2 separate regions of the Homo sapiens genome follow, and region 1 is linked to region 2. A link is an interaction called in ENCODE POLR2A ChIA-PET data of the cell type or tissue named here. Cell type or tissue: K562. All regions are shown on one strand. Each heading gives the region's core, and the rest is flanking DNA. Links, peaks and the distances in the headings are about the cores only.

Region 1 (12,640 bases), core at 3,084-11,083, 140 kb after region 2:
AATGCATATATACATATGATGTAAATACCTGTAAAATTAAAATCTCTGTAAGTCTTGATACTGAAATATGTAGTCATAAAAAAGAGCTTAAAAGAAAACAGAATAATCTGCTATTGAATTTTAAATACTTTTAATATGATAGATAATTTGTAGTGGAAAATTAAGACAAAAGTTTAGTTCATTAAGAAGTGCTATCTCAAAACTAAAGGTGGCAAAATAAGCTATTTTTCTAGGACAGAATTACATCTTAAAAGTCTTGTCTATCTGTGCTTCTAAGAAAAGAATAATATCAACTAGAAAAATAATAATTTTGCATAGTATCCATGATAATTTCCATAGCAAAATAAACTTTTAGAGTAGAAAGTTATCACATAAGTCCAAGGAAATACAGTAATAATGTTGTAAATAGTCATGTTATATATGGGAAAGTGAATACATTTATTAAACTATACTAACAGTGAAGTGCTATATTCTTGAGTGTCTAATCAAAGGAATAATTAGTTATTTAAACAAAAACAATTTCTATATCAAGAAAAAGGAAAACATACACATTTACATTCATAAGAGCAAATAAAGTACAAAAACGTTCTTTTCCAGTAAACTTCATACATTGTAATGTCTTCAGTGGAGGTGAACTAATGGGTCAATATTTGGGCCTTGCATCAAGAATGTTCCAATTAAAACATAGAGCAATAAGGCCCAGAATTCCGAAAAAAAAAAAAAAAAGGATGAGTATTTAATGAAGTAGTTACTTGACACTTTAAAGAAGATAAAACACATAGAACAGGTAAATTTCAAGAGTGGAAACTTGCTATATATGATCTGTATTAATATAGCAGATTTTGGGAAAGAAAAGAGGTAGCAATGATTGGCAGGAAGCTTCAATATACGCTAAAGATTTCCTTTCCTTCAACTAACATGTTCAAATAACTGTATTTCTGATGGGATTGCCACCCAATCCCACACCCTAAGCATGATCTTTGCTTGCTAAGGGCTTATCCTTCAAGAATAACCTTTTCAAAGATGTTACTTCATTGGTCACTTTCTCCAGCAAAAACATTCTCTGTCTTTCTTCACTTTGCTTTTCTATTTTTATCCTAGGACACTGAGGGTATATAGATCTGGTAATTGTAGAAGCTGGTCTTTGTCTCAATTGAGCCACAAAAAGAAAAGAAAATATCTACTATCTGGACAAGTGACTTGACAGCATTTCCTATCTAACCAATCTGAAACCCAGAATATAAATGATCTTGATTTTATCAATAATGAAATCATAGTAAAAATAACAGATAGCATTTATTGAGCATGTACTATGTGCCAGATGTTACTACAGGTCTTTTATGTGTGTATCACATGGAAATTCATAATAATCTCAGAATTGATGTTTCCCTACTCACTTCTCCAAACTGCAATGCCTCCTATGAATGCCCATAGAAGAACCTCTTGATTTTTGTAATATTTTGCTCAACTGCAATTTCTTTCCAATATTATTCTAATTTTAAGTTACCTAATTAAATCAAGGTTATCAAATTTTTAAAAAAGGATTTTCACAAAGACCATCTCATTTACCAAATATTTCCACCCAGTTTGAACAGTATCATCCTCTTTCAATGAACAGGAAAATGCAAACATTTTTTTGCTGCTTTCATGTTAATACGAACAAACACTACTCATAGAAGCATTTACTGTGTGCTAGATATTGTTCTGGGTGGTTTTCAGTATATTAACTCATTTAATCCCCATAAAAATACTGAGGTAGGTACTATTATTACCTCCATTTTATACATTAGAACTCTGTAACTTGCCCAAGGTCACATGGCTAGATTGTAATGCAAATGGAATTTTCAAGAATTATTTTGAATTTTAGTGTTGTTTGCAATAATGAATTTCTAAGGTTACAATCTGTAATAAAAAGTCTTCAGCTTTTGCAAATCATGACTGCACTCTCATAATCAGTTTTAAGATTAGAGGTTTGATCTTCTAACACCATTTATCTGTCATCAACACAAAGAAATGGTTAGGCCCTTCTTATCCTCTTCTCTGAATGCCTGGTCAATACAGAAAAGTGATTTCTAGAATTATGTCTTTCAAATTGGACTACGCAATTAAATTCATTTACAGACGTACTGTGCTACATAGTATATAAATAGTGCAATTATCTGAAGTGGAACTTGGTGGATCTTTTTATGGTAATAAGATGATTTTCGGGCTTGTCATGGAGCAAAAGGCAAGGAAGTAAGCTGATCAAGATTGTTCTCAAGTGCCTTTTTTTTTTAAAAGCTTTATATAAAACGTATACATATAGATTTTGGATGTATCTTATCCTGAGCCCCCACATTGACAAAGAACATAACTGCCAATACACCAGATCCTTGTCCCAGAGAAGAATTCAGCATAAATGATGTCAACCCATCCAACCTCACTTGAAGGCAACCAGAGCTGGGGGGAAGTCTGGTAACAGGCCTCCAAGTAAGGACAGCATCAAAGCAAACCTCTAGGGCACTCAGTGCAGGGTTTTCCAAACTGCAGGTTGCAAACAAAATTGTGAAATCAATTTAGGAGGCCACAACCAGAATTTTAAAAATTGAAATTCAGCGCCATAGAAAATATCAGAGTTGTCTATCACCATAGTAAAGGTGTTTTATGACACTTTTTTTTTTTTGCCAGGTGTTTTATGTGTTTACTGGGTCATGATATTGTAACATGTATACTTCTAATTATGGATCTTGGTCAATAAAACTTTGAAAGCCACATATCTAAGGAGTACTAAGTACATATAATTTTCTAAGCACTACATTTAATAAAACAGGATTCCTCATAACAAGCAAATGGAGTCAGCTGCAGTAAGTGGATCTTAGATCATAAAATGAACCTTACATTTTAGCCAGTCCAACTAAATCACCCAACATATGAAGACCTTCTATAAGATTCCCATAACACAGCATCTAACTTCTGGAGCAAGCCAGTCTGTTCCTCTGCAAATCACCTCTAACTCTTAGAAAGTTCATGATGTCAAATCAAAATAGAATGTAAGGCTGTTGCTTTCTCATGACAGCTCTTCAAAGTGTGTGTGTGTGTGTGTGTGTGTGTGTGTGTGTGTGTGTTTAAATTTAATTCTATATAACTTTTTCTGAATAAACATAGGTCATTGTAGAAAATTTAAAAAATACTAAAAAGCATAGATGGGAAAATAAAAATTATGCATAATCCATAATCCAGAGCTAATAACTAGAGCCATACTGGCTCTACCTCCTTAACCTGCTTTCTACTTACTACGCAATAAATAGTTTCCTCTAATTAAATATTCTTCTATGACATGATTATAATGACAACATAATATTCCAGCATATAGCTATACCATAACTTATTTCTAAAATCCCATTAGATAGCTAGATTATTTCTAGATTTTATCATAAAAAACACTGATATGAACATCCTTGCCCATAAGTGAGTTCCTTATGATAATCCTCAGATTCGAATTACTAGACTGAAGATATACAAAATGTTAAGGCTTTGACAGAAAATTGTAAAACTGTGCCCCAGAAAAATTGTGCCGATTTACTTTCTCTCCTGAGACATAGAAAGTGCATTTACCCACAGCCTCGCCAACAATAGGCATTAAGTTGTTTTTCATCTGCCAATTCAGTACAAAAAAAAAAAGTCTATCCTGTTTCAACTTATAATGAGGTTAAATACTTTTTGACATATCTATTGGCCATTTTTATTTCCTCTTCTGTGAATTTCCCAATCATGCCCTTTGTTCAATTATCTTTTGAAGTTTTGGAAATAACTGATTTAGCTCTTTAAATATTTGAGGAAGGCTTTCATGCCAAGTGGCAATATTATCTCCATTGATTTGAATATTAGGTGCCACTTTTCTTTAAAGGAGCTAAAGATGGTATTACTAATGTAGTCACTATAAGCCACAATGTTTTTTTGTTCCTATAAAGATCACCTTGCTGAGCAACATATCAAATGGGAATGATAGGAACCTTGTAAATATAGATGGAAAATGGCAATTTTTAAACATTGTTATTCTATGTGTAAAAATCAGAGGTTTCCCTTATACCAAGAGAATCAATAATAGCACTAAAAATCTCCTGTTGATACTCTTTTCCACTCCTTTCCTCTGACCACAAACAAAATATTGTCCAGTTCCACTGAATCTGAGACATTAGGAACATATACTACCAAAGCAATAACAGAAACACAAACAAGTGATAAAAAAAATTTGGCTTATCGCTTCCCTTTTGTACCCTAATGGAAATGCAACCCCAAATGCCTTCAGGAGCCTCAGAAACAGGCGCCCGAAGAGGAAAATTATACATTTCTAAAAGCAATTTTAAATTTCGAAAATTCTTCACCTAAATGAGACACGGACAACTCTAAAGTGCCCCACACCCACCTCACAGAAAATGGGTAATGATCTTAATTTTCTTCCTGTCTTGCACAATCTACCCTCTCCCACATGCAATCTAAATATTTACCTAATTTGACAATTCCTGCCCCCACAGCCTTATTTCAGGCCTAACCTTCTTTCCTGGACTACAGCAATAACTTCCCTGCCACTCCTCCTGCTTCCTGTATTGCTCTCCTCAAATTCATCCTCTATATCCCCTCCAGACAGATGCCTCTTAGATACAAATTCAGCAGCTCCCCATTGTTAAAGATCAAGTTTCCAAGCTCTTCGGTGTAGCACAAAAAGCACTTTGGATCTATATAGACCTGCATCTCTCCTGGCATTCGGGTCCTTAGAAGATGCTATGCCTGCGCGTGCCTCTGCTTAGGCGTACGTGGTTCCTTCTTCTAAGAAAACTTCCCCTCTCCATCAGTCTGCTGACTATTCTGCAACCGCGATGACTAAGCTGAAGGCTGACCTTCTCTTAGGAGTGTTTCCTGATCCAATGTTTGTATCCCAGGCCGAATTCAGTGTCCTTCCTTGGTATTCTTATGACATCTGGAAAAGTTAACAAATGGATTTTCCTGTCTGTAGGATGTAAAATGTAGCCTAACACGCTGTGGGGCCTTCAGCTGCCCTAATCACATGGTGTTATTAATATAATGAACTCTCTGTCTTCCTTGATAAAAGACAAAGCTTCTTGAAGTATCCTCATCACTTCCCCTTATCTAGCAACCATCACTGTCTGGCACATAGCGTGTGCTCAATAAATGCTTGTTGGATGAATGAACTTTTAGTAAAAATAAATACACTTTTAGTAAAAATAAACAAATGATATATTTTCTACAATTACTGTATTATTTTCATCATGGACAAATCAGATAAATCAGAGGGCAATTACTGGCATTATATAAGCTCTTCATTTTGCAAGAGGATTTCTATATCCTGGATTTCTAAAATATCAGTTTCCTCTACTGCCCTTGAAATAACATTTGAAATTCATAGTTTCATAGACACCTCTCTTTTGTGTAAGAGACATTTACACAGGCATTTAGTCATCAGTTACATTTTTAAATATGAGATACCAAATACAGTTTAGCATGCTGCTGTGTACACAGTAAGTGCTCAATAGATATCTTGCAGCTTTTTAAGAGTCACATCTTGAGTTGTCCGTTTCAGTCACAATTATCCTCTTTTTGGGTGGAGTATAGTGTCCATACATAGGAGTAGGTTCAATAGGTATGTCTGAAGGTAACCCTGGTCCTTGCCAGAGTAGATTGGTTTAAGAACAAGTGCCTAAACCAAGCTAGGCCAACAAGACTTTCTTTGGATTAGGATTAATGAACATTCATTCAAATTAATCCCTTTACAGTAGTGGGAGCTTCCAGAGGTAAAATCAGATATGGGCTTGAGAGCTGCTGGTAACCATGTTTCCCACCATGTGCAGAAACTGATAGAGTCATCTGTAGTCCAAAGAATGAAGCCAACATGGAGAAAGAAACAGAGAAGAGAAGTGGTGAGAGTCCTAGACCAGAGTCCAGGAGATGACTAGAGTCCTGGTTATGTTCCACAACTGGCCCCCAGTCTCTCTGAGACTTGCTGTAGCCCTGCCCTTCCCATAGTTTGTTCATATGAAATCTTCTACTCCCTTCTAATAGAGTCACAGAAGCTGGCTTAGAGTGGACTCCTATCATTTGCCAGCGAAAGAATCCTGATGGTATGAATAGATAAACGAACAACTGATTCACTTAAATGTTCTCCCCATTAATTCTTTTAATTGATTCAACCAGATGGTTTGGCATAATAAAGGCATGAGCTAATTTACATGAGATTTCTATTCAGAGAAAGAAGGAAGGTATTCATTTTGAAATACATTTCAAGCAAAAGTAAGTTTCAGGCAACATATTGCCAAGACAAATCTGAAGCATTTGATCACAGAGTCATGCATGCAAAATATGTCTTCTTCCCTACAGAAGATTCCCACAAGTTAACTGTAGGTTTGGAACCTCCAGGAACAGCAAAGTCTTCCTGTCTCAAAAGTTCTTTTTGCTTTGGAACTCCTCGATAATGCAAGAGGGGTGAGAGAATTTTCTAGAAGTCTAGAAGCGAATTTTCCTTATGAAGAGAAGAAAACTTAATGGCAATATGGCCCTGCTTCAGCCAGAGTTGGAACTCAGGTTGGATTCGTGTCTGGACACAAAGGCTACTTGCTGACACCAGCCTTCCAGAATGGCTCAATTTGGTGGCAGCAGCTGATAGAGCTGCATCCCTCTGCAACAACTGCTCTTCCAGGCTGTGACGGCAACAGCAGAAGAGGCACAGGAGTGCAGATTGGCTGCCTTCTAGGAATCCAAGGTTTGGACAGTGCTGAACAGCCCCTCCACCTACGCTGACCATGGGTTCAGGAGGAAGCCAGTGTGGAGACTCACAGGACCCAGCCATAGCTGGTCGTTCTGTGACAGTGCTGCCTCGGGGTTCCCAGACCTTAATGAGCTGGTGGCTCCAGGGATGGCTTAAACCTTGGTGCTCTGACTGCTCCTGGGGCGCAGTCTTCCCTTCCAGCTGCCCTGCTCCACAGTAGACACCTGGTTCTGGGGAGTGGCGGGGCTTTTGTCCTGTGGCACTGCCCCATGTTTTCAGGTTCGCTTCTCTTTGGTTTGCTGCTTGGAAGCAAGTGCATTGTGCCTTTGGACAGAGCTCTCTCTGGCCTGACCTCTCCCCTGATGGGCTGGTGTGTCTTTGACAGGCTGCTGGGTTGGGGGCTCACTGTCCTGCTCTGGGGATTGCGAAGCAATCTCTCTCCTCTGAGACCTGCCCTTTCGATGAACCTGTCCCTTTCTCCCTGGATGCTCCACAGGAGCCGAGCTATCCTGTAGCGACTCCGCAGGGGCCTTTTCCCTCTGGAGAGGTCTCCCGGGTGAGGGCTGGCCCTCCTGAGCTGGCTGATCACCATTGACGGGAGTTTTATTTTCTTGAGATAACCCTCCAAAAATCTCTCTCTTACAAGATGGCCCTTGTTTGGACACATCTACATTCCAAGCCAGGTCATTTGTGGGGAGGTTGGTATGGGTCCTTTTCCTGGAATTATGTTTTTTTTAATCTTCTTGTAATTGGGGGTCTTAGGTGATGGCTCGGCGTGGGGCGGCTCAGGAATTTCTGGTGTATGGACTTTGCTTCTCTGGTTGCTCAGATGGCCTAATTTGTAACAGTTACACACTGAAATACTAGCTTAGACAAGAAACAAGAGGAGGGCTGGGGTTGGGATCGTCGGGCACCATGGTGGGAGCTGGCTGATCGTGGGGTTCTAGCTGCAAGGCTGGCTGGTGGTTCCCAGGTGGTGCCTCTTCCAGAGGTGCCAGTCCTCTAGCCGTCCCTTTCTGGTTGGGGAGCTTTTTTTCCCTAGCCCCTGTCTGCTGAAGTGGCCCCTGGTTGTGGGGTGAGGCCCGCATGTCTGGAATCTTCCTCCTGGAGGAGCTGCCTGCTTGGGGAGCTTTCCTTTCCTTTGCAGGCCTTGGATCAGGCTGAGTCCCCGAGTTCTGGGGCAGCCCTGGCTCCGGAAGAGGAGCAGGAATGCGAGGGAGCCTCACTTTCTGAGCCGCCTCCTCCTGGGCGGGACTGAGGATGCGAGGTTCTGCTTGCTCCTGGCTGGGGGGACTGATAAGAGGGAGTTTCACCTCACTGACCTTCTCTTCCTGGACTTGCTGAAGACTGTGGGCTGCCTGGGGGCTCAGATTTGGTGGTGGTTTTGAGTGCGGAGGGCTGATGGGAGGAAGTTTACTGGTGTCTGCTTCCCGGGTTGGTGGAAGCCTGGGAGAGACCGTCATGGTTTGATGGGAGGTTGTTCCTAAAGCCTCTTCCCTGCTGGGCGATAGGAGTTTGGGTGTGGGCCTCCTGCTCTGGAGGGGAGCCAGCACCTGAGGCTGGGGCAGCCGAGTGGGAGCCAGCCGGCTTCTAGGAAGCAAGGTCCCCGGGGCTCCCCTGGCCTGGGGCTGCTTGGTATCTGTTGCTAAGTCTTGGGGATGTGGCAGTTCTGGGTGAGGGATACTGACTCGGATGGCTTCCGGTTTGGAGGTTTCCTCCTTCAGAGCTTGCTGAGAATCGCCAGCAAGTTTCTGCACCAAGTCAGTGTGGGAAGAATCTTTTGGAGGATCATGGTGGGAACTGCTGGGTGGAAGTTTGTCTGACTCAATTTCCTCATCCTGAATTCTCTGAGGGCTGAGGGGAGTGGGGCCAGGTCCCTGTAGAGGTTCAGACAGAGGAGGGCCAGTAGGGGTTACCTGGGCCTCCCCTGACTCCTTGTCCTGGCCTGGCTGAGGGCTGCGGGACGAGGGAGGGGAAGGGTGCACAGGAGGCACCAGGGTCGGGGTGATGGGAGACTGCCCAACCTCACTGGCTTCCACCTCAGGGACATCTGTCTCAGTGGCTATTTGTTTTAGGGGAAGATCTGATTGTTGGACATCCTCTTCCGTTGGGTTTAGGGATAGGTCCTGGGCCTGCTGAGGAAGACCCAGTGCTGATGAACTGAGGTGTTGAGGGAGCTCAGGATTGAGATGGCTGTCAGGAGAAAGCTCTTTTTGATGGGTTTCTCCATCCTGAGCCAGCTCTTGGTTCTGGGCAGGAGTTACGCTCTGATTTTCTAGGTCCTTGGCATGAATTTGCATTCCAGAGAGATGCTCTGTCATCTGGCCATCTGCTTGCAGTTTCGCCAAGCACCTGGGAGATGGAACCAGGTGTGCTGGCACCCCAGAGACAGTCTTCTTGCTAGCGGGAGCTCCTGCTTTAATATAAAAAGAAATTAACTATAAACAGAAGTTAACTAACTGCTTAGAAATTAATAAGAAAAACATCTTTCCCCTGTTAGATGCACATAGGCCCTTGAAAGGAATAAAATTACACATATAGGAGAACTTAACCTTCCCTTCTCCTTGGAGATACTAAGTGTCTATAATTCTCTCATTTAGTGGAACTTAGAACAATTTTAGTCAACTGAAAACATAAACTTCAATGAATAAACATAAGAGGTTTATGTCTGGTTCTTATTCATAGAACCAAAATTTACATCCAGATTTGTGGGTGGTGAGACATTTTCCAAGTGAATGAGACTTTAAATTTTTACCAACTTAGAGATCAATGCTGTTTTTGATGGTAGAAACTAGAGGATGGACATCCAAGCCAGATGAAATCCCATTTGTTTGTTTCCTTATTTAACGGCAGCCCTCTTATATAAGCCGTGAGCTCTGTGAAGAGTTATGTCTGTTCACCAATACCTGGCAAAGGGGCAGGAACTGAGGAAATGGGTGATGAATGTAAGAAGGAAGGAAAGAATCGGCCGGACAGAATCACAAGGCACCATGGCTCAGAACAGCTGCTCCTGAGGACCCCCATCCAGGCTGCTATTCCCGCACTCACATCCCCAGGCCTCCTCTTGGGCTTCCACATCTACCTTGCCTTCAAAAATGGCTCTCAGAGGCCACTAGCAATGCTGGTGTTACACAGAGGTGTCAACTTGGTGTTGATGGCAAGTTCTCAGAGTGACTGATCTCTGGGACAGTCTCACAGACGCCATCATCCAGCAGGCACTTGTTCAGTGAGCGCTTGTTCACTAGACGGATTCTGGGGGCCCAAATACCATCTTACCCCAGTCCTAAGGGCATAGCTCTGAAATGTGGAGCAGTCAGAGGTGGCACACCAGACTGGAACAGCCTTGAAGAAGCTAGTCTCAGCTCACTTTGGGGGAGATCTGATACTCAGCGACTCCAACCCAAATCAGACCTCTGAGGTGACCTTGGAGTGATCCATTCCCCAGAGGCAAACCAGGCTCCCAGCCCCCGATCCCCTCCACTGACGCAGGATGAGCTTGCACTGCTGGGTTCTCACTGAGCCCCTGGTCTGGACACGCACCCTTTGCATCCCATCAAACCGGTGTTCTCTAGGGAGAGGGCGGGACAGGTGGGAACAAAGAAAGGCTTCCCTCTTGGTGCAGTTTCTGAGGGGGTGTCCTGTTCATCATTTGGAACTCCCTAGTTTATAACTGTTATAAACTGAAATACTAGCTTAGACAAGAAACAAGGTTAAATTGAAAAATAAAACTGTGAAAATATCGAGAGTAGGCAAACTCATAGAGAAAAGAAAGTAGATTCGAGGTTACCAGGAGTTGAGGGGAGTAATAGATTAATGGGTATAGAGTTTCTGTTTGGGGTAATGACAAATTTTGGAAATAGGTAGTGATGATGGTTATACAACATTGTAAATGTAATTAGTACCATTGAATTGTATACTTACAATGGTTAAAACGGCAAATTTTATGTTAAGGTATGCTTTTTAACCAAAATATAAAATTAATTTTAAAAGATGGAAAAATATAAGAACAATGAAATCCTGTGCTAAAGCTTCTTTTGCTCCTTAATCTCTCTTGGTTTTCTGTAATCAGATATATAAGGATGTGTTCCCCACTTTTACAATTTAACAATTGACATAACTTGGCAAATCATACCAGGCCTTTTATTAAAGATAAAGGAAAACTTTACGGACTAGTCAACTGCTCAGTTCTCCTCTGTCTGACTTATCATAACCATCATCATTTCTTTCTACCATTAGTCAGATTAATGATTTGCAAATACAATTTTATTTTATGATCTATATAGCAAGAACTCAGGGTGATAGTTGGTACAGCTTTCTAAAAGCTTTGCTGGAAGCATTGACTATCCCAGAAGTAGGTTGTTTAGAGACAAATGGAAGGAAAGACATCCCTTAATACTGAGTTGTGAATATAGTTTTTACCTTATTTTGTAGAAACTATTTTGTTTACTTGTGCTTTTTAAGCCTTCGGGTATTAGAAATAAATGTTATCCACATTACAATAGGGAAAATAAGACAATTCTATATATATATACACACACACACATACACACATATATATATACACATACATATATTATATATATATATGTATTTATTTATTTATTTTGAGATGGAGTCTCACTCTGTCACCAGGCTGGAGTGCAGTGCTACAATATTAGCTCATTGCAACTTCTGACTCCCTGGTTCAAGCGATTCTCCTGCCTCAGCCTCCCGAGTAGCCGGGATTACAGGCACGCACCACCACGCCCAGCTAATTTTTGTATTTTTAGTAGAGACGGGATTTCTCCATGTTGGCCAGGATGGTCTCGACCTCCTGACCTCGTGATCTGCCCTCCTCGGGCTTCCAAAGTGCTGGGATTACAGGCGTAAGCCACCGCACCTGGCTGATATGTATTTTAAATTAAGGGGATATCTGAAGATTTCAGGGTTTATAATCACTGTGTACCTAAAGTTAGTATTTTATACATGCATTAAGTGAAAATTCAATTAATCCACCCATTAGTGAAAGTTTATATTTCTGGGTCCAGGCTGAAAGATGCTGTACTCAGAACTGATAAACCTTGCGCTTCCTTTTATCACTCTGTTCCACTCTCATTGTTAAGAGTAGAAATTCAGCTTGTACTCTTAGTTATAAATTAGCAACATAAAATTACAAAAGATCAAGTTATGTATTACTACTTCAGATATCTGGGAATACTTTTCTGTTTGCATTGATACAGGATTACCACTTTAAGAAAAACAATGCTGTTGGTCATAAGATTTCTGTTTGTACTGATGCCTAATCCAATTGGGAAAAACCTCAGCTCTAGACAGCCGGATTCTAATAGTGCACCATGACATTATGTATAGGTTTTTATTTTAAGAAATGGGAGCTCAAAATTACTTCTCGAATCAAGTTAATGGTTATTGGTTAGATTTAGAATAGAAAACCAAGGCTTCATATTTCCAGTCCAGTTTCCTAATTGCGCAGACAAAGCTGTCTTTCACAGAATCATAAATATTTTTTATTTCAATTTCTTCCTTTTGACAGCTCAATTATTTTTTAAAAAATTCATTATACTAAAACTATTGTTTTTTATTTCTAGAGGTCCCATTTATGTGAGTAATGTGTTTATACACATATATCTAAATTATAGAACTTAAAATCAGAGTGACCCAGCTCAGAGCAGGAGCAATGAGGTGAAGCACCAGCTGGGCACATGATGGTGACTCTGCTGGGACTCTGGGTCCCTTCCTGGGGAGTGCTGATGAGAGGTGAGGCCAGCTGGACTTCCTGGGTCGAGTGGGGACTTGGGGAACTTTCCTGTCTTACAAGAGGATTGTAAAACGCACCAATCAGGAACTTTCCTGTCTTACAAGAGGTTTGTAAAATGCACCAAT
Region 2 (12,640 bases), core at 2,560-10,559:
TCATCTAGGTTCAGCTCCTTCCTCTGCCCAGTACCCCTCCTTCTTTTTACGGAGGTTAATTCCTAATACACATTTGAAGCCCAGACTCTTATCTCAGCCACTGCTTCCAGAGAAGCCAGCCTGGGCAGTTGCACTCCCTGCCAGCAGCACCTCCCCTTGACAGCATTCTAGGGGGCATGAAGTTTTCACTGCTGAGAGGTAAAGAGAATACAGACTTGAGGCGCACACGGAAGCGCATTTGGATAGTCCCATTTTGGCACTGTCCCCAATTTTCTGTGGTTGGACCCTGATGTGAAAAACAAAAAAAAAGACACAGACCTAAAATTTTTTTATTATTATTTATTTATTATTGGGACAGGGTTTTACTGCAGTCACCCAGACTGGGTGCAATGGCACTATCTCTGCTCACTGCAACCTCTGCCTCCTGGGCTCAAGTGATTCTTATGCCTCGGACTCTCAAGTAGGTGAGGCTACAGGCTACAGGTGTGTGCCATCAAGCCCGGCTAATTTTCTTTTCTTTTTTTTTTTTTGAGATAAGGTTTCACCATGTTGCCCAGGCTGGTCTCAAACTCCTTGGCTTAAGTGATCTATCCGCCTTGGCCTCCCAGGCCTGAATTTTTAAAATCATCACACTATTTCATTTAGAAGAAACTGCATTGCAGATAGGAAAGTGGGGGGCTCACTATCAGAGGAAAGGGACCATTCACACCAATTCTTTTTTTTTTTTTTTTTTTTTTTGAGACGGAGTCGCACTCTATGGCCCAGGCTGGAGTGCAGTGGCACGATCTCAGCTCACTGCAACCTCTGCTTCCCAGGTTCAAGTGATTCTTCTGCCTCAGCCTCTGTTCACACCAATTCTTTACATAAAAATGACCGATTTTCAAGAAGCTCAACCTAAGATCCCCTCCAGGGCTATCCTGTGGAGGGCAGGGAGAGGAGCTCCCCAAGCTCTGATAGGAAGGGGCTAGGACCATTCTAGGTGAATCTTTCTAGCAAATTTCACAGAAGCTATTTGAAAACAGTATTGATTACATATACTAGAAAATAGTCATATCTGTTCAGAAAAATATTTGCAGGGAGTTAAACATGAAGAGTCTCTTCATCAGCTGATATTTTAAACTCCTTTCTCAAACTACTGACATAAGTATTGAGTCGTTATGGAGGGACTGGTGTATTTCTGGATTTAGTCAGGAGATTGAGATCAAAGATCCTGCTCTGTGTCATTTCAGATTCAGAGCCCATTTAGCATTTTTTTCATCTTGTCTTGACTCATAATTTGTTGCTTATATATTCACCTCCTCTGCTAGACCATAAAGCCCTTGAGGATAGAGATATTTTGACTTATTTTTGCACCCACCTCACTCCTCCATACCCGACTCCATGCACAGTGGAGTGCCCATGAGGTTGGCAATCATTAAACGAAAAGGTAACAAAGTTCAAGGAAAAGTGGCAAAACATTGCAGCTGTGCTTCATGCCAAGCCTGAAACGAGTGACAGAAAGTTCTACCGAAGGGGCCACAGCCATCCAGTTGGGCCAGTCTCTTTCCTGGCAGTATAACTTAGCAGGATGTTGAGATTTTCAACAGGTCTCAACAGGTCTGAAGATGGTCCTGCCATACATTCATTTGAAACCCACAAGAAGAACCTGCTCACTTGTTCATTGAGTTCACATGGTCCCAAGTGGCTCTGGGACACCTGGAACGGTCTGTGGTCCGGGCAGAGGGAGAAGGCGCTGGGGGCAGGGGTTTAGGGGCGCATATTGTAGGCAATATCCATGTTTTCCTAACTGGGACTTTGGTTGGTCAGGGGGATGTGTATGGATTTCCAGGTACCTAGGGACTAGAGATTCCTTAGGTCTCTTTCTCCCATGAAGCCTCTTCCTTCAGCCTTCCAAGCTGCCAGTATCCTCCTATCCTTCTGTGACCACCAAGTTTTCTAAGGCAGAGAAAATTACATTCTTTTTTAAACAATGAGTGCATCTAAATTCCAAACCACACTCTCCACATTTATATACATTACGTATATATATTACGTATATATACATTACGTATATATACACACACATATAATGTTATGTAAAATATATATAATATGTATTTCATTAGTGATACACATTATTCTAGAAAAGAGCACATTTTTATATGAATTGTTTCAGACATCTTTCAATACAAATGTTAATTAACATTGTTTTATTTTAGAAAAATATACTTTTTACTTAATGTATTTAGATCAACTTTTTAACTTAATGTATTATACTTATATAATATATATTATATATTTATAATTTACTTTTTTACTTTATAATGTACTTGGATGAACTGTCCATGTCAATAGATAAACGTTGCTGTCTTTTTTAATGCCTGCAGATAATTCTATCCTATGGATGTAGCATAATTTGCTTAGCAAACCTTATTGCTGCTATTTAGACCATTATCTATTGTTCATTGTTTTTTGTTTTTGTTTTTTGAGACAGAGTCTCGCTCTGTCATCTAGGCTGGAGTGCAGTGGCATGATCTCAGCTCACTGCAACCTCCACCTCCCAGGTTCAAGCAATTCTCCTGCCTCAGCCTCCCGAGTAGCTGGGATTACAGGCACGCACCACCACTCTGTTGTGCTGTCCTTCTGAGTGAGCCTTTTTTTTCTTGCAGCACATACCCCACCCTGGCTCACCCAGCATCCTTGCTCATGGCTGCCTTCCTCCTAACCTCTGCCACCACTAGAAAATTAGCCTGGCTAATTTTGTATTTTTTTAGTAAAGATGGGGTTTCACCATGTTGGCCAGGCTGGTCTCAAACTCCTGACCTCAGGTGATCTGCCCACCTCAGCCTCCTAAACTGTAGGGATTACAGGCGTGAGCCATTGCTGAAAATAGTTCCTAGTAGCTTGGAGGAGAAATAATAATATCTTCATGGTTCACAGTTTGTGAAACACTTTCATATGTATTGTATCATCAAATGCTTCTACCAACCAGGTGAAGTAGATATTTCAGAAAAAGGAGGCTTAGAAATGTTGCAACTTGCCCAAGCTGGGTGGGAAAATTGTGTCTCAAAGCCAGGATTTCTACCTCTAAGAAAATGACCTAAATGGATCAAAAGGACAATGTGGATGCAAATGTCATTTGATTGAAAATTATTGTCTTGCTCATTCACAATTTTAGCCCATTGTGGGGTTATTTTGTAACCTTTATTGCATTTTTAGGAAATTCTGTCAAATTTCAGAGTTCTTTGGAGGCAGCTTCAACCCTTTACTTACAATTCATTCCCAACCAACGATTCCTGGCCTGCCGTATTTATAGTTGGAAATTATTGAAACAAACAAAATGTCCAAACACAGAGGGTGTTTTAGGTGAACCTAAATATCCTGGCTTGCTGCTGGAGTATGGAGAATTTCCCTGTCCTGTGTTCACTCGCTTGAGCAGTCTGAATGGGAATTCCCCAGCAGCACCCGTCTCAGCCTCACTCATCCAGGGGCGGGGGGGTCCATGGGCCACGTGACCATGGCAATGACAGACTCCCTGCTCAGAACTGCCTGTCCTCATTGATGGGGGAGCAGCCATTTGGTCACATGTGTCACTAACACCGGGTATTATGTGATGTGCTAAGAATAAAAAATTAAGTTGTAAAATAACAAAAACATCCACCGCCTTCCCTTTTCCTAATTTGAGCTGGAGACCAAGGCAATCTTTTTATCCTAAGCAAGATTTAATATACTTTTCCTTTCTCCTCTCCTATTCCCACCCTGTTGCATTGCATGTTGTATGCACACACATGTGCACACACACATTTGTGAGCCCCAGTCCTTACTTGACAGAAAGGATTTAAAATGAAAAAAGATGTGGGAGGGAAAATATAAAGAAAAAGAAACAAACTGGCTAGATGGACTTGCCTCCAAATCTCAAGGGTACTGGCTAATGTTAGTGTAGCTTGGAGACCACCTAATCATTTAATAAAACACAGAGAAGAGAGAGATGCATTTGCTAGTCTAAAAAGCCACAAGTCAGTGAATGCAAATGTGCCCTATTCAGAAAACCAAATTAAAGAAACTACTGGGAATTCTCTGCATAGTTAAGCAGAACAAATTTTCCCCTTTTAAGGCCATGTTTACCCTTCAGAAATCACATACCCTTAAGCCAGAAACCTAGAAACACATCATTTTCAGGAAGGATGTGTCACATTAGCCGGGCCCTGTCCTTCAAAGGAAGAAACTTGAAATTCATCATTGCCCTGGACAGTTTCTGCATGTGCTGCAGCTGCAAAGACAGAAAGCATGTTCCAGGGCTTATATTTAACTCTGCTGTTAAATGACAGGTGTCTGAGCCAGTCAGAGCCTTGGCCTTGCTCTGACCCACAGCCACAATCCAACATGAAGATGGTTCAAGAGACCTTAGACCAGGGAAGTGCCTTCCAAAGCCAAATACAGGTAACAGGCAAATGAAGTCATGGGGAAGATTCATGGCCCAGCTCCTGAAATTTGCCACTGGGTCAGTTCCAAGCATTGATTCAAGGTGTATATTCTTTGCTTAATTGCTAGAGTGCCTTTCTTCCCATTGTCTGTCTCTGTCTCCAACCAGGCCAATGACGGATTTCCATTTCAGGTAATGGAAATGCCCTCAGCCTAGCCCAGGCTAAAAGGGGATTTGTGTGAGCATCCTGAGACCTCATAAGGAAAAATCCCAAGGCAGGCAGGAGAATGTCTGCCTCTCTCTGAGTCTCCATCTAGGTGTGTGCCTCTCGCTCTGTCTCTCCATTTCTGGATCTGTGTCTCTTTCCACGTGGGTTTCTCAGCTTGCTTTCTCCACGTCTTCCTGTCATGCAGGAAACTCATTCCCAGAGCTCCACGTGGACTTGTCTTCCATGGCGCTGTGATTGGCTGAGGCTGATTCATTCTGATTCTCAATCCCAGATTCCTAGAAGACAGAAGCTTGTAAACAAAAACAACACACCTTTTTTTTGGGGGGGTGTGAATTTTTTTTTATTATACTTTAAGTTTTAGGGTACATGTGCACAATGTGCAGGTTTGTTACATATGTATACATGTGCCATGTTGGTGTGCTGCACCCATCAACTAGTCTTTTAACATTAGGTATATCTCCTAATGCTATACCTGCCCCCTCCCCCCACCCCACAACACGCCCCGGTGTGTGATGTTCCCCTTCCTGTGTCCATGTGTTCTCATTGTTCAATTCCCACCTATGAGTGAGAACATGTGGTGTTTGGTTTTTTTGTCCTTGCGATAGTTTGCTGAGAATGATGGTTTCCAGCTTCATCCATGTCCCTAAAAAGGACATGAACTCAATATTTTTTATGGCTGCATAGTATTCCATGGTGTATACGTGCCACATTTTCTTAATCCAGTCTATCATTGTTGGACATTTGTGTTGGTTCCAAGTCTCTGCTATTGTGAATAGTGCCGCAATAAACATACGTGTGCATGTGTCTTTATAGCAGCATGATTTATAATCCTTTGGTTATATACCCAGTAATGGGATGGCTGGGTCAAATGGTATTTCTAGTTCTAGATCTCTGAGGAATCGCCACACTGACTTCCACAATGGTTGAACTAGTTTACAGTCCCACCAACAGTGTAAAAGAAAAACAACACACCTTCTGTCTTCATGGAATAATTTAGTAGAGAGAAAAACACACCACCAGAAATAGGCACATACATAGATAAACACAATGTAAGAGGAGGTAGTATGCAAAAATACAGATGGCTACAGGACAGAACCACAGAATGATGGTGTGATGGCGGACATCTGGGATGTGATTATGTAGATTGGGGGTGCCAGGAATTGCAGTCCTCAGGGCGTGACATTTAAGCCAAATGTAAAAAAAAAAAAATAGGAATTAGCCATTCAATGAGAAGGAAAAATAACATTCTGGGCCAGGGAACCACAGGACCAAAGCCCTGCAGTGGAGAAGAGCTGAGCTTACTTAATAACATTACATGCCCATGTGGCCAGAGTGTGGTAAATGGAGCAGAAGGTGAACTGGGATGAGCTGGAGAGGTTCTCCAGGGCCAGAGATGTTGGGTCTCGTAGGCCAGGTTAAGGGTTTGGGATTTTGTTGAAAGCGCCATGGGAAGCCATGAAAGGATTTTAAGCAGGTGCATTATTTTGTTTGTTTTAAAGGATCATTCTGCCTACAGTGTGAACCAATATAACTGGGAAACAACCATGGAGGCAGGGAGACCAGTTCTGAGCCCATTTCAGGAGTACAGAGGAGAAACTATGCTGGCTTCTTAGTCCAGGGCTACAGGTCATGGCAGTGGCCAATTCATGGTCATCTGAGGTTCACAGTTCCCCAGGTTTCGGCCCTGAGCAACTGGGTGGATGCAGGTGCCAGCACTGAGATGGGAAACCCTGGAGTGGATGCAGATGCGGCAGGACACATTAGGCTTCAGCTGCCTCTGAGACATCAAAGTAGTATAGAAGACCAGGTAATTGTATATAAGAATCTAGCACTCCAGGCCAGGCGCGGTGGCTCATGTCTGTAATCCCAGCACTTTGGGAGGCCAAGGTGGGTGGATCACCTGTTGTCAGGAGTTTGAGACCAGCCTGGCCAATACCCCGTCTCTACTGAAAAAACAAAAATTAGCCAAGTGTGGTGGCAGGTGCCTGTAATCCCAGCTACTCAGGAGGCTGAGGCAGGAGAATCGCTTGAACCTGGGAGGTGGAGGTTACAGTGAGCCGAGATTGTGTCACTGCACTCCAGCCTGAATGATACAGGCAGACTCTCTCTCAAAAAAAAAAAAAAAAAAAAAAAAAAAGGAATCTAGCATGGTCTAGCTGAGAATGATAAAGTTGAGGGCCATCAAGATAAATAGAGTTTTTTTTTAAATCATGGGAGAAGTGTAGAGTGAAATGGGAACAGAGACTAGGATTGAGCTGGAGACTCCCACATTGATTGCTGAGGTAGAGGAAAATCAACCATGAACTCTGAGAGAGACTAGCTGGAGAGGAATAAGGAAAATGGGCAAGCAGGCTGTCTCATAGCAAGTACAGAGATGGAGTAGGCAGCTGGGCAAAGCCACTGAGAGATTTAGCTGCTTAAACCAACACTGACCCAAGGCCTGCATGTAGAGGTGTGCATTGGTCACTGTCCCAGAAGGTGTCAATTAGACATAGCTAATGATGGCACTATTTCTATTTTCCTTCCAACTCCTTCATGTTTTATAACTATTCCAGGTAGACATTTTACTATAAACATCCACCTATCTACTCACCCACCTATCCACCCATCCATCCATCCATCCACCCACCCATCCATCCATGTATCCATCCATCTATCCACCCATCCTCCCATCCATCCGTCCATCCATCCATCCGTCCATCCATCCATCCACCCATCCATGTCCCAGACTTCCCACTAAGCTGCAGGACACACAAGAATGCACAAGGAGGAGCCCTCAGTCTTCTTGCCTTCCACGTTTCCTTTTCCTTTCCCTTCTCTTCTGGTTTTTGTTTTCCGGCCCTGAAGAAATTGTGCAGGATGTGCTTCACGTATGTATAAGAATATGCATTCTGGTATTTGGTCTTGGTAAAGCACCTCACATCCCACTTTAATTATGTTGAGTTAGTACTCATAATAATAGCAATAATAGTAACACTATGATTGAAACAATCTGCCTTTTAATGAAGAGAAGGAATATTTCTAGCCTTCCAAATTACCTGCACTGTGTTTCCTCAGTCTAGATTGCCTCTAACCCATTTAAGACGACTTTCCCCCAGTTAACTCAGTTTCTTTTCAACATTTGCATTTTCTTTCAGCCTGTCAGCATGAAAAACTCTTATGTAGTGATGCCTTAAAGGTCAGTGTAGTACCGTCACAAAGACTGATGAGACTATTTTCTCAAAAGACAAATCTGTTGTGCTATCCTTCAGAGTGAGCACTTTTTTTCTTGCAGCACACGCCTCACCCTGGCTCACCCAGCATCCTTGCTCATGGCTGACTTCCTGTCTAACCTCTGCCTCCACTAGAACCATAAGTTCTCCTTTCCTGGGTAGGTCCCTTCTCTTGCTACCATCTGCCATATCTATATCATTTATTCATTGAGCTTGGTAATGATGGTAGATTTCACAAGAGCTTCCCCACATAGATTCACATATTCCTTAATGACTCTCTGTGGCACAGATTACAAAATAAGGCACTACCAGTCCTTCTTCAAATGTTCTATTGTGTCAGAATTTACCTATCACCAGTTTTTTTCTCTATGTCTAGACTGTTGCAAAGCAACCTCACAGCGGTTCATTTATGGTGCGCCAGCCACAACCTCTCAGTCTCTCTACTCTCTGCTACTTACCTCATTCCAGTATAACCAGTGCAGCCCAGAGTTTCACAACCTGAGGCCATCCTTTATCTTTCTTTAGGGCAGCATATTTCACACCACTCAGTTTTTTGTTTTTGTTAATTTTTTTTCTTTTTTGCATTCTCTTTTCTCTAAATTCTGAGCCCACTCCAACAGCAGATTGCCTCACAGCCATTTTGGAAGCAGGTAGTGTATCCTCATTGGATACACTTTAAAGTGGATGGAAGACATAAATCCTCAGTAAATAGATAGACTCCATCAGCTTGTGTTTGCTGTGGCAGGTGATGAATTAGGGGGATTCACCTTCTGACGTGTGAGAGTTGTTAACCCTGCAATGCCTCTACCAAAAAAAGAGGTTGCCGAGTGTCTTTCCCTGGGGGCCTTTCAAAATAAAAATGAACCTGCCTCAGATGATTTAGGGGGACAGATTAGATGACTTTTCAAAACTCCTTCCAGTGCTGAGTTTCTACAGTTCATCTCTCCCCAACTCTGCCCTCTGATTTCAGGAGCATGAGAGAAGCTGTGTCGTGATGGACCGCACCCATCCTTCCCACTCTGTGTTCTCTTTGTCCTGACTTTATTGATGGGGTGAGGTGGACTTCTTGTAAATCCATCAGAAAGATATCTGAAGCATACCTCGGGGTATATATTAAATCTAAGAACCTGATGTCCTTTTACTGCTGCCCCTGAATAAAAATTATGCATCTGTTTCCGCACTTGACCATGTCTCAGATTTGCTGATTTTCTTTGCTTATGCTCATCTTGCCAAGTTTTGAGGGAATGGGCACTTCTCCGAGGCAGTGAAAGTCTCCTGAGAAATAATTAATCCATGAATTGTTCACTTGAGAGAGTAACTGTGAACCCAGCAGCATGCTCTTATGCAGCCTCCTGAATTTAAAAGCCTGTGCTTAGCACAGGTGCATCGTGTGGCTTCATGTGATGTGTGCTACTCAGGGAACTCACTTGCTCTACAAACATTACCAAGCACCCACTATGTGAAAGCTCGGTGCTTGGGAGGTGCTAGGGAGACTCCCAAAGCCAGAGCACAGAGTTGGTGGCATAGCAGTAAGGACAGCTGCTGTCCAAAGACACAGCATGCTCCATAACAAAGGAGGAAGAGGGTTTCGGGAAGATGAGCAACAGCCTGGACTCTGGAGCCAGACAGACCCGGGCTTTTACCCACCACCAGCTTCGCCACTGCACAGCCAGGGATTTTACACATTACCAAGCCCCCGCTAAGCCTTGCTTTCTTCCTCTCTGAAATGGAGAGAAATGCAAGACTGTTGCAAAGTTTAAGTGAGCAAATGAAAGCGAAGTGTTCCACCAGTGTCCAATGTATTAAATGAATAATGACTACTCCCAGCACCTGAATTTAGCTGGGCTATTTTATTTAAGGTATGTCTCAGTGCATGGCTGTATTAAAAAAAAAACAGTTTCTCCCACAGAAAGCTTTGGAACAAATGTCTTGTCTGAATGTGCCGTAAGGAGGTGAAGAGATTGCATTCTACAATTAAGAGCAAGCAGGGCTCCCCAACCATTCTCTTTACTCCTCTCCCTCCCGCAAATCCCACACCTCATGCAATGACCCCACCTCTCTACTTTTCATAAGTCCTCCTCCAACTCCTCACCTGACTCTCCCACTCTTCTCCTCACTCCCAAACCACCTCCAGCACACCCATCCCACCTTCCTGAAACCAAGAAGCCTTCTACAGAAGCAGTGTCCTGAGTTGTTTTAAAACCATGCAGGGCATTTATCAGTATTTCTAAGGATTGTGGAGGCTATTCACTTGAGGGAAGTGATTTTTCCCACTTGTGTTAAAAAATAAAAACAAAACCTTGAGTTCAAAAGGAAAATCCATGGGAGAATCTGAAAGGATGGAGAAGGAAGCAGAAGAACGTGGAAGTGGAAGGTTTCCCCCTTATTTGCAAGAGATAACAAGCGCTTGTCCTTCCAAAGCAGGGAGGGCATAACTGCTCAGTATACTGGCCCTGGAAGGAAAGCTGGGACGCTAATTGCACACATTTCAGTGGTCTACAAAGTCTACGGTTCCTTTTCACCATCAATGTGAGAGCAGGGCTTTCTGCAGTAGTTCTGCAGTTCCAAGAATGTAGTGAATCACCCTGCACCTTCCTCTAGCTGAAAACACAGAAGGAGGCACACATCCCCTGCCCAGGCAGAAAATGCAAAAATGCACTCTCAGGCCAGGCTGACTTTCCCGGAGTCACACCACATCTCTGAAGAGGAACAAAGCATGAAAAGACCGGAATTCAAAATGAAGCTGGTGGCCAGGTGTGGTGGCTCACTCCTGTAATCCCAGCACTTTGGGAGGCCGAAGCAGGCAGATCACCTGAGGTCAGGAATTCGAGACCAGCCTGGCCAATGTGGTGAAACCCCATCTCTACTAAAAATACAAAAATTAGCTGGGCATGATGGCGGGTGCCTGTAATCCCAACTACTCAGGAGGCTGAGACAGGAGAATCGCTTGAGCCCAGGAGGCAGAGATTGCAGTGAGCTGAGATTGCACCACTGCACTCCAGCCTGGGTGACAGAGTAAGACTCTGTCTCAGAAAAATAAAAAAATTAAATAAAAATAAAAAATAAAGCTGGCATGCAATGCGCAGCTGCCCAAGACCTCCCGTGGAGTCTACAAAAGGCTCGCATGACTATCGGTTTGTCTGGCCCTTGTGAGAAGGGGTTTCTGGAGGTACAGACAGCAACAGCTCTTGGGTACATCAAACAGGGCCTCCTGCATAAACCTTGGCTGTGTGTTCATCGGATACACTTTAAAGTGGACAGAGCGTGGGTGGAAGGAGACTGAAGTCAGTTGAGTGCATTCCAAATGCCAGGAGGCTTACATCTGTCATTTTACTGAATTCTCTAATGCTGAATTAAGTAGGTGTTATTATTCTCTTTTTATGGATGAAGAAACTGAAGCTGAAGTTTTTAAAAACAACTTGCATAGATCTCAACAGCTAAGAAGAAGAAGCAGAGTCAGAATTTAAAGGAAGATCCATCTGATTCCAAAATATCTACTTTTCCCATAATTCTACATAATCTTTCCCATCTTCAGGGTTTTACATTAAAATTAAAACCTCATGTATCTTATAGACAAACTCTACACATTCCTAAATTAAGGTTTAATAGAGAGACCCTGCAAATCATTTTCAATTGACATATATGTGAGGTGATAGATATGTTAATTAGCTTGATTTAATCATTCCACAATGTAAACATATACCAAAACGTCACATTGTAGCCATGATATATACCATTATTTCTTGTGAATTAAAACTATAATAAAATTTTAAAAAATCATTTTCACAGAAAAAAATCATGCAAACCCAACTTAATTAAAATCATTAATCCACCCTTTGCTCAAAAAACTGCACACACTCTGCTATTTTCAGTCTCTGGCATTATTTCCTGGGCATGTTCAGAATGGACAAATGACTGTGACATCTGGTGTACATGTCAAATATAATTTTGCTGCAAATGGAGGAGGAAACTCTTTTGGAGATTATGGTGGCCCCAGTCTCACTTCTGCACAGGCTCAGAGCAGTTTAAGACCATTCACTGAGGCAGGCACAATGCCCTAAAATTATACTGAACAATGGTGCATTCAAATGCTGTCATTCACCATTTCAGAAGCCAAAATACAGCTATCTGTACAACTGTTTTCACAAAATGTAGAATCACAGCAAATGAACATTACTCCCTCCCTTCTAAAGCACGTTGCTCAAATGTGTTCCCTTTGTTCACCAAGTTAATGAACTCTCCTCACTGCCAGGTGAAGGACTAAAAAGAAAGAAAAAAATCTTTGATTAAGAAGAAAGAAGAAGGGAGACTTAATCATTACCGATTTACACTGGGAAGTCTGCATAGGTGAGTTTTCTTTGAAGAAAGGGACTTCTTAACTGGCACCTGCCTTTTTTTCTTCTTGTATTTCTAATTTGACCTTCTCAAATGGCATCTGGATCTATAAGGAGATAAGGGGGCTGGTCTCAAAGAGAAGGAATTATTGTAAATTGAGGGAAGCCAATGGCCTCCAGAATCTTTGTTCTTTTATCATTTCTTCTGCAATTCATAGAAGTAGGACTAAGAAGGCTGGCCTTACTCACTGAGCTGTTGCACAGAGTAAAGCCACCTGCAAAAACAAAGCAAAGCATCCACTCTCTAATATGCAACGCAGTGTTCTTTATGGGTGATATGGTTTGGTTGTGTCCCCAACCAAATCTCAACTTGAACTGTAATAATCCCCATGTATCAAGGGTGGGGCCAGGTGGAGATAACCTAATCATGGGTGCGGTTTCCCCCATACTGTTCTCATGGTAG

The links. ChIA-PET counts read pairs that join two places held together with the same protein. Peaks named below come from ENCODE experiments on the same cell type or tissue, not always from the same donor. Only the 100,000 strongest peaks of a DNase experiment are listed, where the experiment ranks them.
Region 1: POLR2A ChIA-PET joins it to region 2 with 7 read pairs; 2 of 35 experiments call an interaction of 5 or more read pairs at or near these places.

What each region holds. Positions count from the first base shown.
Region 1 is chr7:134,205,240-134,217,879 of GRCh38, reverse strand. The region is part of intron 15 of LRGUK (leucine rich repeats and guanylate kinase domain containing); the gene reads right to left. Among named protein-coding and RNA genes, the nearest start is that of LRGUK, 84 kb to the right of the region's middle. In K562, for the core only: no CTCF peak of the experiment used is centred there; DNase peaks (open chromatin) are centred at 4,839, 5,894, 6,957, 8,069 and 1 weaker place; H3K4me3 peaks cover 322 bases.
Region 2 is chr7:134,342,459-134,355,098 of GRCh38, reverse strand. No RefSeq gene overlaps it. Among named protein-coding and RNA genes, the nearest start is that of SLC35B4, 32 kb to the right of the region's middle. In K562, for the core only: a CTCF peak has its summit at 7,396; no DNase peak of the experiment used is centred there; H3K27me3 peaks cover 3,051 bases.